Regions from separate parts of the Homo sapiens genome. Here region 2 is linked to region 1. A link is a contact called in ENCODE Hi-C or POLR2A ChIA-PET data. All regions are on one chromosome and are shown on one strand. The core of a region is the stretch at or near the end of the contact, and the rest is flanking DNA. Distances in the headings are between cores, read along the strand shown. Region 1 overlaps ABTB3 (ankyrin repeat and BTB domain containing 3). Region 2 overlaps ABTB3 (ankyrin repeat and BTB domain containing 3).

The links. A loop is a pair of places that touch in the nucleus more often than their neighbours do. ChIA-PET counts read pairs that join two places held with the same protein, here RNA polymerase II (POLR2A). Pooled maps may share reads with other maps.
Region 2: a map of natural killer cell shows a loop between it and region 1 (1.9-fold over the local background). The contact joins two enhancer-like sites. A Hi-C loop is called at or near these places in 3 of 168 maps with a recorded cell type or tissue (astrocyte of the cerebellum, endothelial cell of hepatic sinusoid and natural killer cell) and 3 of 50 pooled maps. POLR2A ChIA-PET finds 5 or more read pairs at or near these places in 12 of 52 experiments (A549, CD4-positive, alpha-beta T cell, CD8-positive, alpha-beta memory T cell and 7 more).

What each region holds. Positions count from the first base shown.
Region 1 is chr12:107,341,233-107,347,954 of GRCh38, reverse strand. The region is part of intron 1 of ABTB3 (ankyrin repeat and BTB domain containing 3); the gene reads right to left. Among named protein-coding and RNA genes, the nearest start is that of ABTB3, 26 kb to the right of the region's middle. Within about 2 kb of position 3,379, at least 3 of the 41 ENCODE cell types and tissues checked have a DNase peak (open chromatin) inside an H3K27ac peak, as active enhancers do.
Region 2 is chr12:107,376,006-107,382,727 of GRCh38, reverse strand. The region is part of intron 1 of ABTB3 (ankyrin repeat and BTB domain containing 3); the gene reads right to left. Among named protein-coding and RNA genes, the nearest start is that of ABTB3, 61 kb to the right of the region's middle. Within about 2 kb of position 2,312, at least 6 of the 41 ENCODE cell types and tissues checked have a DNase peak (open chromatin) inside an H3K27ac peak, as active enhancers do.

The DNA.
Region 1 (6,722 bases), core at 2,130-4,629:
CCTCCATCTCTGGGCTCCTCCTTCAGCTTGCTGGTATTTCATTGTTGTGGTTACCACCCTGCATTATACTTTACTAAACTGCACATCTGGATGTCCTTTGTGGCCAACTGCATTTTCCAAAGAAGTAAACAATTGATCCCTTTGCACATGCTTTTTGGCAGGGTGACCTTGTGACTCTCCCATCAAGGGGTGGGATTCTTCCCACTCTCTTGAAAGTAGGCAACCCTGTGACTGCCTTGACCAATGATGAAAGTGACACTGTCAGTTTTGAACGTAGCCCTTAACTGACTTGGGAGTTTCTAACTCCTGACTCTTGGAAGCCAGCCATCATGTAAAAACAGCCATTACCCTGATACCTCCATGCTGTAAGAAGCCCAGGCCCTGTGGAGAGACCTTAGAAGACAAGACGCAATGTAGAAAGAGGGGGGTCGAAACGCATCAAGGCACCAAGTGTATGAGTAAGAAGCCATCTTGGGAGCCACATGCATCACAGATGAACTGCCAGCTGAGCCCTTCCTGGGTTCCTGATGCACACAATTAAATGGTTTCTTGAAGCCAATATGTTTTGGGGTAGTTGTTATGCAGCAATAGTTAACTGAAAGATTCTCAAAGGTAGGAATTCACCCTGCCTTCATATTTAACTTTATATTTATATTTATATCTCATATAAAGATATTTAACTTTATATCTCCTAGCCTAGAACAGTGTGAGGCTCATAGCTGGCTCAATAAAATTTGGCTGAATGTAATTGGTTTGCACTAAATTAAATATTCCCCAAGTTAGGAGGACTACTTCAGTAAATACAGTCAAAATGTAATCAGCTAAAGCTACTCCGTGGCCCATGTGAAAAATGGATGAGTAGCATTTATATGGAGATTTGCAGAATAATATATGCTGCTCTAAATGGAAGACTTTTACAGGGATGAAATAAAACTATGATTACCCCCAGTAAGTTTTAAGAATACTGTTGGTTATAACAGTCACTGTAAAAACATCACATAAAAATACCCCAGTTTTGTGCCTAATACTAGGAAGCCCTGCCCTGTTTCTTCATTCCCTGCAGGACCAGAATGGAGATGTGATACTTTGGCCTCTGCTATTTACCCGCAAGCAGTCAGAGACAGAGTCTGGCAAGCCAAGGTCTCTGTCTCCAGTAAAAATTGTACTTTTTATTGACAAAAAATTAAGAGCAGACTCACCGGGCATGGTGGCTCACGCCTGTAATCCCAGCACTTTGGGAGGCTGAGGCGGGCAGATCACAAGGTCAGGAGATTGAGATCATCCTGGCTAACACAGTGAAAACCCATCTCTACTAAAAATACAGAAAATTAGCCAGGCGTGGTGCCACACACCTGTAGTCCCAGCTACTTGGGAGGCTGAGGCAGAAGAATTGCTTGAACCCGGGAGGCAGAGGTTGCAGTAAGCCAAGATCACACCACTGCACTCCAGCCTCGGTCACAGAGCAAGCCTCTATCTGAAAAAAAAAATTAAGAGCAGAATCAATTTGAAGGGCTTCCTGTTATGTGATGGTATTTCTTGTAACGAAGAGCTATAGCTAGAGGATGCCTTCTCTGGACCATCACAAGGGGCCATTTCCTGGCCCTGGATGCTTCTCCTCCTAGATGCCCCCTAACTTCCTTCAATGGGGGTGCTTCCAGAAAGTATTCTCAGTTTAGCCCCCATCCCAATCTAGACTTTCCATCTTCCCCCACATCACAAACTCAGAAGCAACAGGGACTTGAGGACTACCTATTTCAGCAGCCCCCAAAAGAATCCCTAATCAGGAGCATGCTGTTTTCACTACCAGATTCCTTCCAGTGTGCAGGGCAGCTGGATGGGAATGAGCACAAGCTCCGCTCCACGCCACTCTCAACAGCCCCAGGTGTGAGCCCTGATTGTGCTACTTAATGACAAAGAGACCTTGGACAAATCCATGGACCTTCCTGGGTCTGCTTCCTCACTGGTGCAACAAGGCTAAAATGAGTTCATACCTCATGAGACCATTATGAAGATTAATTGAGATAATGTCTTGTAAAACTTTTGGAATCCAGTAACTATTGAACGAAAAGAGCAGCCATCTCCTTACGTCCAAGTAGCTTCTCTAGCTCGTCATTCATTTCCTTCTACCCACTGTTTCCTCTTAAGATCCCAGGCTTTGTCCCACCTCCCCACCCACCAAGCCCTACTGCCAACACCTGCCCACAGTCAGTTCAAATTTTGGGGAAAAATACATTGCAGAATGGGCATTTTTTTTTGTCTCCCTAGGTTTCCTTGTTTTCCTTTGGGGAATTCAGTCCCTCCTCCACTCTAGTGTGGTCTGGGAGCAGCTGATCTAGCCCCAGCTCCAGGGTTGGGGGTGTCCTATCTGGCCCAAGCCAGTCAGCATGGGCAGCCCCTGATGCCAACCCTGTCCCTGGGCTTCTCTTGTACATGAACCAATAATCCCCCCCTTCTGCTTAAGTGAGTTTGGGTTGGATTTTTTTTTTTATCACTTGCAACTGAAAAGAATCCAAAGATACCACACCCATTTTATCCAAAGAAAAAACAAACCTCCTTCCAATTCTCTTTGCTGGGCAAATCCTATAAAACTCTCCCTTCATAGAGAGCTCCAAAGCCAGAGAATGGAGCATCCACTTGCCTTATGAATAGCCTTGGAGATCCATTTTTCAGGCCCATCAAGGTGTCTACTTATTTGTAAAGAGTCTTCTGCCTTTATCACTCTTTTTTTGCCCATCTATTCAACCCAGAGGTAGCCCATGATCTTATATTTCATGTTTATCTCTATGCACTAAATACCCTGAAAAGAGAACACTTTCAGGTGGGTGAAAAGGGGCTCTCCTTCCAGGTAGGAAGAACCTCCTGAGCAACAGGAAAAGCAAGGGTGGTATCCAGCTCCATATCTCACAAGCCTGGATGAAGGACTAGGCTGGAAAATGGTTATCTTCCACTGGAAATAAACAAGGTCTGGCCATAAAGTTATGAGGTTGAGTGCTTTCTAATCCAAGGCTAATTTCTTTTAGAGCCCTTTTACCCACCAGGGTGATTTTAAAAGCAAATCAATCATTTTTAAAAATCAGAATTCACTCTTATTAATCAAGGCACTATATTAAAACCTACAGAAATATTAAATTAAGTCTGTGTTAAAGCTCAAAGTTGCATGGACTCAAGATTATGTTTATTATCATGCACTAGGGACAATGAATTTAATACAGAGGCTGTTCTGGCTCTACCTCTGCTTTAACAAATCTTAATGTGATCTGGAAAATGCCAAGAACATTCCTCAGTGGGAGGTGATGAGCTGGCCATGACAAAGGTGTCAGCCATCATCCCTCCACGAGGTCAATTGTAGTTCAGTGATTTGAGGGACTCAAGGTGAATCATTCAACAAACACTTGACTGGGGATGAGGTCTTAGAGAAACCTGACCTCTGATGTCCTGGGATTCACTGGCAGAAAACTGCAAAGCTGGGGCTGGAAATATCCACTGCCTTCTCTGACAGGCACTTACTCTGCCTGAAACACAATAGGTCATTAACTAGCTACGATAAGTACTATTGGTTGGCAACCCAACCAATTTCCCTTCTCTCCCTCTTCTTCACTAACATGATTGGGTGGTAGTGGTGGGAACACTGTTTGGGTAAAGAACTAAACTTCTTAGCCTCCCTTGGGGATATGGGTGCTGGGGGACTAAGTGCTGGCCAAAGAGATATAAGAAGAATTATTAGGTGGACATCCAGTGACGCTGCTTAAAAGAAAGACTGACTCCACTGGTAGGTACCCTTTTTCCTACCCTTTGTCACTCTTCATTCTGCTTAAAATGCACATGTGATGACTGAAGCTGTAGCAGCCATATTGGGACCATGAGGCTACCTTGAGACTGGAATCCATGTGTTAAGGCTGGCAGGGCAGAAAGACAGAAGGAGCCTGAGTTGATGCAGAACTACAGATAAGGTTTAGCTCTCTGTCCCCACCCAAATCTCTCTTGAATTGTAATCCAAATTGTAATCCCCAGGAGTCAAGGGAGGCACCTGTTGGGAGGTGATTGGATCATGGGGGTGGTGTCCCCCATGCTGTTCTCATGATAGTGAGTGAATTCTCACAAAATCTGATGGTTTTAAAAGTGGCACTTTTTCCTGCGCTCACACTTCTCTCTCCTTCCTGCTGCCTGTGAAGACGGTGCCTGCTTCCCCTTCGTCTTCTGCCATGACTATAAGTTCCTGAGGCCTCCCGAGCCATGCAGAACTATAAGTCAATTAAACCTCTTTCCTTTATATATGTCTCAGTCTCAGGCATTTCTTTATAGTGGTGTGAAAATGGACTAATATAATAACCATCCCAGCTTTGGACTGCCTACCTGCCTTGGACTGTTGTAAAAGAGAAAACCAACTCCCTACCTTGTTTAAGCCACTGTTAGTTTGGTCTCTGACACTAGCAGTCAAACACATTGTGGCATCGGATTGGCCAATACTTTCAAATCAAAGTTATTATTGGTCAAATATGGCACATTCACCTCCAGCCACCTTTAGCAATCAGAACACTCTATAAGTGAATACATGCATTTGTGCTCTAACTGAGGGAGTATTGACCAAGAGGCATCTTCATTGAGCAGAGAGCAGGAAAGAGATACAAAAGAACTGGAAGAGGTCAGACATGGTGGCTCATGTCTGTAATCCCAACACTTTAGGAGGCCAAGACAGGAGGATTGCTGAGCCCAGGAGTTCGAGACTGGCCTGGGCAACATAGGGAGACCCTATTTCTATAAAAAACCAAAAAAACAGCCAGGTGTGGTGGTGTGCACTTGTGGTCCCAGCTACTTGGGAGGCTGAGATGGGCAGATCCCTTAGGCCTGGGGGGTCGAGGCTGCAGTGAGCCATGATCGTGCCCCTGCACTCCAGCCTGGGTGACAGAATGAGATCCTGTCTCTAAAAATAAAAATTTTTAAATAAAAGAACTGAAAGATTCAAACCCTGCCCTAGAAGAGCTTACAGTCCAATGGAGGGGCAGGTCATAGCCACAGCAAAACACTTTCAACAGCAAAAGGACATACATGACCCATTGCCCAAGCTGTATTACAGACAGCAAGCAAAGCCTACGGGGGTTCAAAGGAGGAAAAAATGCTTGGATGGGAGCAACCCCAAGAAATACGTAGGGCTTGATTTGCAGCAGTGAAGCTGACAGCAGGGGAAGAGAGGAGCCATTCCAGGTGGGCAAATGACTTGAGCAGAAGCTTGGAATTAGGAATGACAGGGTTCATGGAGAGAATGGATGCTCTGCCTAGGAGGAGCAGAGGTTCCACTGAGGCAGAATTAGAGAGTGCCAGGATGAGGAGCTTGGACTTGACCCTGCAGTCAATAGGACAATAATAATATCAGAGCAGGGCTGATCTGGGGTGTTCAGGAGGGATGAACTTGGATGAGAGTAAGGCGAGGCTCCGATAAGAAGGTTGACCATGGTCCCTAGGTTCTTGAGATGTTCTGAGTGGGGATGAAACAGGACAGCTCTGGCCAGTGTGGGAGATGGGATAACAGTGACAACAGCATCACCATGGTCCTTTCAGCTGAGAGCTACTCTGGACAGCCAGAGGGACAGAGCAAGCCAACTACACCTCAGCTCTCTTCTCCCTTTCCTTCTCCCCATCCCCTAGGGAGCTGCTTGGATGGAAGCTTCAGTATCCATGCCCCTTCCACCACCCCCTCCCCCCAAAAAAATGAGGAATATGAATCTGGCATCCATCTGCAAAGAAGGATGCTAGCCCTGGACCCAACGGAAACTCAGGATTCCAGACACAGGATCACAGTGGCTTAGAAAGGAAGGGAACTGTCACCAAGAAGTCAAAAATTCTAGGACAGCTTAGTCTCCTGGAGGTCTCCCGTGTTAGGCTGTTCTTGCACTGCTATTAATAAATACCTGAGACTGGCCAATTTATAAAGAAAAGAGGTTTGATTGGCTCATGGTTCTGCAGGCTGTAGAGGAAGCGTGATGTTGGCATTGCTTGGCTTCTGGGGAGGCCTCAGCAAGTTTCCAATCATGGCAGAAGGTGAGTGGGGAGCAGGCATGTCACATGGCAAAAGCGGAAGCAAGCAAGACCAGGGAGGGAGGAGGGAGGTGCCACACCCTTTTAAAAGGCCAGATCTCATGAGAACTTGCTGTGGTGAAGACAGTGCCAAACCAACAGGGATCGAAACACCTCCCACCAGGCTCACTTCCAACACTGGGGATTACATTTCAACATGTGATTTGGGCAGGGACAAATATTCAAACTATACCAGCTCCTCAGGGATCACTTCACCCACTGGTTTTCAAACTGGGTTCCACTGAGTAGCATCCACTGATGCTGATCATAGCCAAACAATTCTGCTTTTTAATGTTTCACATATTGAGGTTCCCAGAAAGACTGCACACCAAACAAAGGGGTCACTATTAAGTCTGATAACCACTGACAGCTCAACTCCCTCCCTCACTTAACAGCTGAAGAAACTGAGGCCCATGGAACCCTGCACTCTCTTTCTTCTTACCCCCCTCAGTCTTGCACTGACTTGGTCAATGTCTACATTTCCTGGACAGCCTCACGGGGTTGGGGCAGTGGCATTCTCATTCACTGCTAGACTCCCCTGCCAGGGAGTCTAGTCAACCTCCAGGTTGACCCTCAGCTCCTGGGACAAAGCCTGTGTCACAAGGTAGGTGCTTCACAAGTCCCTGCTACAGTGCTATGGAAGAACGTGG
Region 2 (6,722 bases), core at 1,063-3,562, 36 kb before region 1:
TGTGTCCATGTGTTCTCATTGTTCAACTCCCACTTATGAGTGAGGACATGCAGTGTTTGGTTTTCTGTTCGTTTGTTAGTTTGCTGAGGATGATGGTTTCCAGCTTCATCCGTGTCCCTGCAAAGGACATGAACTCATCCTTTTTTATGGCTGAACCCTATAGTCTCAGCCCAAAATCTCCTTAAGCTGATAAGCAAGTTCAGCAAAGTCTCAGGATACAAAATCAATGTGCAAAAATCACAAGCATTCCTATACACCAATAATAGACAAACAGAGAGCAAAATCAAGAGTAAACTCCCATTCACAATTGCTACAAAGAGGATCTTTTAAAAAGGAGCCAAATCCCACCACACGTAGAAACATCTAGTGGCTTTGCACCCAAACCCCTTCCCTTGACAGACAAGCCCTGTGTGCCAGGTCCTGGCCCATCTCTCCTAAAGCCTCCCTCCCCTGGGCCCACTATATGGCAAACACACTTATCCTTGCAGGCCTTCGAAAGCATCCAAACTCATTCCTAGTAAGTCACCTCCTCCAGGGGGCCCTTATGGAATGCCCAACCTGAGGGAGTCCCATCACCTTTATACATCCCCACTCTAATTCTCTTCTTGGTCTTATTGCTGGCCAATTTGTTCTTGTTAATTTATTTCTTCATTTATTGTTTTTTTCTGCCCTAATTAGAATGCAAGCTCCATGGTTTAGGTATGATTTGGTCACGACTGTATCTCCAGCCTGGAGACCATAGGGGGCTCAATAAACATTTGTTGAATGAGTTATAATAAATTGCACATATAGAGTAGTTATTACATGCCAAGAGCTATCTCTGCGATTTACATAAATTAGCTCATTTAATCCTCCCAATGCCCTGCTGAGGCTGATCCTATTATCATCCCCATTTTACAGCTGAGGGAGCTGAGGCAGGAGAGGTTAAATAACTGCAAAGTCACAGAGCTGACAAATAACAGAGCCAGGATGCAAATCCAGAGGTCTGGCCTCTTAGTCCATGCTCCACACACCACACCATGCTGCAGTCAGAATGGTTCCCCCTGCCCTTAGGATACAGCCCCAACTCCTGAAGACAATGTGGAAGTGTTTGATGAACAGATCTAATCTCCTTTCCAGCCTCATCCATTGCCATTAATTCCCTGACACTGCCCAGCCCTGAGGAAGACGCTGCCCTCTCTAGTCTCTTGTATCTGCCCTTGCTGTTCCTACCCGGAGCTCTCCTCTTTCTTGGCCAACTCCTTCCTCAGCCTTTGGGTGCCAGTGTAGGCAGCCCTTCATTAGGAAGCCCCTTTGCATACCTCAGGCTGGATCAGATGCCCACTTGGCATCCCCAGATTACTCTGCCCTTGCCCTAACCCTGTACACAGCACACTCTTGTGGGGCATGTGTGTTCACCTGTCTGCAGAGGCTCCACATCCATTCATTTGTTTCAGCAAGTATTTAGCACATGCCCCTGAGTGCCCAGCCTGCACTTCTAGGTGCTGGGGAGACAGTAGTGGGCAAACCCAAGTCTCCACCTATGCAGACCTATCTTTCTAATAGAGGAAACAGACCATAAACAAAAATGCAATATAATATCAGGGAGAATGATGAAGACAAAGGCAGAATAGAGGAAAAGAGAGTAATGATGGGGGGTGGGTAGTGTAGACAGAATGGTCAGGAACAGCTATGCATTCATTAAACCAGTGGTCTCCAAACAGTTTTGATCACACATCCCTACCATTCTTATATATACCTCTCTGATATGTGACTATATATTTAATTATAGATTATACCAAACCTATAACTGAATATATAGTATAATATTAGAGACATATACATAGCATATATAACATTGTATATAATATACTGCTGTACTACCATATAATATAGGTCATTATAAAATATACATAAAGTATATAAATACTAAAAGGATGAGAAAAATGTTCTAAAACATTCCTCTTGCCCTTTCGTGCACATTCACGCATGTACCCTGTTTTAGAGACTATTGTGACAGAATGGCAGCTCAGCTCAGGGTTAAAAAGAAAAATGCAGACAAAGAAACAAAGCCACTCCCTGATCCTTGCTAATTACACTCAGCAGGCACCCCAAAATAATTTGTCAAATGACTCGGCATGGGGTTCAGTAGATGCTAGGTAAATCAGCCTTAGACAGGTCATTTCCTAATTCTTGGTGTCAGTTTCCCCATCTGTAAATACAGGGCGTGGTCCTCTTTCAGACCACACAGAAACAAAAACCTAGGTTCAGGTTCACTCAGCCTGTTCCCTGACCAAGAAGGGGCCAACTCAGTCATGTTGGGACACGCAGCCAAGTTCTGGTGTGGGCGGGGCTTTCATCTGCTGGCTTTTTATTGATTTTTACTGGTTTACATGGAAGGAAAAGAATGCAAACAAAGAAACAAAGGCACTCCGTCCCTAATCCCAGCAAATTATACAGAGATTCAGGAGAGTAATGAAAACCATAAAGCATGCTCTGAAATAAGAGCTCCCAATCTTCCATAATCTTCGGTGATAAAACGCAAAGCAGCAGGCCAGTGACACCCATTCGTAAACACTGGTTCTGTTTACCAGCGCTCAGTTCAGAACACGTTTGCTGGTGCTGAGAACCTCTACTGCTGTACTGCACCCCGGGAGTTAAGGGCAGGTCTTTTAAGGGTCACAGACGAATCACAGCATCGCGCAATGCCAGGGCTGCAAGGGGCCTGAGAATCTGTTCCGCTGGAAGGTGGATAGATGGCTGCAGGTCTGCTTTCCTTCTGAACTGCAGCCAGACACAACACTGTGAGGTGTTGGGGTGAATATAAGCCCATCGTTCAGTTAAGGAACTTGAGCCCAGATAAATCAACCTGATCCAAGGACATGGAGCAAGGAGTGGAGCCGAGATTCAAAGCTAAGGCTTCCTGGCAGCTTGTCCAACTGACCCTTGTTCTTCTAGAGGGCTCTGTAAGCTCCTCAAGGCTGAGTCAGTCTTTGTCATCTCTCTGTTTCCAACTGTCCCAGCACTAGGCTTTGCTGGTAGTGGGTAATGATTAATATTGAGGAAGGAAGAAAAGGAATGAGAGAGGATGGGATGTGGGGGATACTCAATTTGTGGCTGGTGTATTGGTCCATTTTCATACTGCTATGAAGAAATACCTGAGACTGGGTAATTTATAAAGAAAAGGAGGTTTAATGGATTCACAGTTCCACATGGCTAGGGAAGCCTCACAATCATGGTGGAAGGTAAAGGAGGAGCAAAGGCACGTCTTACACGGCGGCAGGCAAGAGAGTGTGTGCAGGGAAACTGCCCTTTATAAAACCATCAGATCTCGTGAGACTTCTTCTCTATCACAAGAACAGCACAGGAAAAACCCACCCCCATGATTCAATTACCTCCCACCAGGTCCCTCCCATGACACGTGGGGATTATGGGAGCTACAATTCTAGATAAGATTTAGGTGGGGACACAGACAAACCCTATCAACTGGTCTACTAACACCAAGAGCAATGCCAACAACCAGGACCATTTATGGAGCCCTTACTCTGCACCAGGTGGAGCAATGTGTGCTTTAAATGCAATGTCTCACCTACTTTTCCACCAACCCTATGGGAGTTTACTATTATCCCAATTATATAGAAGGGCAAAGGGAGGCTCAGAGAGGTTCAGTAAATTGCCTAAGGTCATTCAGCAGGTACATGGTAAGTCCAGGATGTCAACTTTGATGGCTCTGGTGCTTAACCACTACACCACACTGCCTGCTGCTGTGAGCAAAAATCAGGCTTCTTAAATTCCTTCTGGCACCATCTGTTACTCTGTGCTACAAAAGCAGGGGTGGCTCTCACATCAGATGCAGGCAGAATCCCAGTGACTCCTATTTTACAGCCTCTTAGGGAACCCCAATGCTTGTCCACAGGGCATGGCATGCAGCCAAAGACCCATCAGGGGACGTTTTCACAAGTGACAGAAGATCCATTCTTAGTCCCAAAGACAGAGGGAGCCAGCACAGTTGTAGGTTTGGGCATGAACAGTCAGGATGCGTTGTGACAAGGGAAACAGGGAAGGCGAGCCAGTGTGTGGAGGCAGAACTAGACAGCTCAAGGGGAATGAGGGCCGTAAGGGGACAAGGTGAGAGCCAAAAACATGAACTGGTGGGCTTCTCCAGGTGGAGGGGACTAAGAGGATGGGGTGCATTGTTGGACAGCCCTAGCTCCCCTACTTACTTGCTATAAGACCTTGGACAAATTACCTATGCTCCCAGAGCCTCAGATCCTCATGTATAAAATAGGACAGTATCTGCCTTATAGAGTTGTTATAAGGATGAAATACCATAGTGTACATAAATTGCTTTAAGCGCAGGTCCTGGCATATGGTGAGTGCTCAATAATTAATAGCAATTTGTGGTGGCAGTGGTGCAGTCATTGCCAAATGATGTGCAAAGTAAGGGGATGAGCAGGGAAGATGCCAGGAGGAAGCAATCCCATCATCCCCCAATATTTAAGTGACTTGAGGTTAAGAGACCATGTCTGCCTATAGCCAAGCCAAAGAAAGTGGTTAAGGGACATGCCCAAGGTTGAGTCACAAGTGTTTTCTGGACAGGGACCACAGCTGAATCATCTAATATTCCAGCCGTTGGCATTGGCTTTGCACAAAGGAAGCACTCCACTGGTGTTTGTGAAATTTACACATGGCTTGGTCTCCCGAAGTCCATAATGAGATTATGTTCCCCACTTTTTCGCTTTGCATGGTTCCCTTTTACTTCCCTACCAGATGATTCACTTATCTTCTTCCCACCCTTCTTGAGCGTCAAGTGTGTGTTGTGGTCCTTCTGGAAACTACGAGGGGATTAAAACAAGTCCAGAATGGGGCTGTCATTGAAGCAACCAGACTTAAACATTATTTGGCCACATCCTACTGCCTTTATTACATTTGGCCACATCCCACTGCCTTCCCAAAACAAGGTCTTCCTCTTGGCTGTGTGAGCTGTGTGCAATGTTAATCCCATTTCTGCCTTTCTCATTCCCAAACCATCCATCTTCAACAGGCATTTGCCAGAAATGACCATGGTGTATGTTTACAGTAGCTCAGCAAAGAGTTATTCGTCTAACCAGAAAACATCACAACTCAGAACCACAATGAGGAGCTAGATTGACAGTCACCTCCAAGCACATGGTCACCTCCAGCACATGGGACCCTCTAAGACCCACAGGGATCCAGGGGAGATGTCCCTGAGGCAAGTTGGGATTCCCAAGAAGCAAATAAGGAGATGGAGATGAGCATAAACGGAGTATACATGGGACACACACACACACACACACACACACACACACACACTCTTGCTCTCTCTCTCTCTCTCTCTCAAGGAAGTGTTCTTGGGCTCAACCCCAGTGGCAGGGAAGGGTGAGAAGCAAAACCGGACAGAGGGAGAAGTTAGACTGTGATGCAGTCTCAACAGAGGCCTCAGGCCATTCTGGTGGGTGTTAGCAAGCTAGGATGATGCTTCAGCGCTGTCCTAAATTGGTGCATGGGGGCTGGGCTTTTATACCCCTACATCAATCAGTCCCTGGACATGGGCTGCCTAGGGAGAGGGGTGAGACTTTGGCCCAGAAGCTCTCTCAAACAAGGTCAACTTCCAAAGCAGACAGAAAGCTGAGAGCTGCGCCAGCAGCACTCCCCTCAGCTGTGGGGGAGGCCCTTCAGTCCTGAAGGGGTATCTGAGCAGTGCATCTCCATGTCCAAGACAGTCCAGGTAGTAGCCACTGACGCTTTTTCTTCATTGAAAAGCAGAAAAACACACAGCAGTGGTGAGATGTTGGACTCTGGACTCAGACGGGCCTGGGCTCAAATGGAGAATCTGCCCCTTATACCTCTGGGCCCCTCACCTGAACAACAGGGCTGCTGAGAGCACCTTGCACATTCAGCGCGAGGGTTGTAGGGTTGAATAAAACAGCATGTGTACCTGGCATATAGTAATCACTCAATAAAAGGCAGCTCTGATCATTATTACATAACTCAGAATGAAGGAGAAAACTGTTTGCTCTGGGCCACAGCAGTAGTACTTGTTTCTCGGTGCTGAGAACCTCTACTGCTGTATTGCACCCCGGGAGTTAAGGGCAGGTCTTTTAAGGGTCACAGACGAATCACAGCATCGCGCAATGCCAGGGCTGCAAGGGGCCTGAGAATCTGTTCCGCTGGAAGGTGGATAGATGGCTGCAGGTCTGCTTTCCTTCTGAACTGCAGCCAGACACAACACTGTGAGGTGTTAGGGTGAATATAAGCCCATTGTTCAGTTAAGGAACTTGAGCCCAGATAAATCAACCTGATCCAGAGACATGGAGCAAGGAGTTTGCAGCATAAATGCAAATTCATTCATTCATCCATTCATCAAATATATACTCAAGGCCTACAATTATGTGCTGGGAACAGTTCTGGGGACCAGAGACGCAGTGGTGACAAAACAGAGAAAGCCTGGCCCTCCTGGAGTTGAGTGAAACAAAAGAACCAAATATGTTTGTAATACATACCCTGTGAAGGAAAATATGGCCAGATGAGATGACAGAAGGGGATGGCTGGAGCGCAGGGTGGTGAGGGAGGGAGAGGAGGGCATCTTCGAGGAGGGGAGCAAATACCAGACAGAAGTGAGGACGGGGGCCATGGGGTTGTCTAGGGGACACCATCCTGGTAGAAGGAACCGCAAGGGCAAAAGCTGAAGCTGAGAGTTGCTGGTCTTATTCAAGGAATAG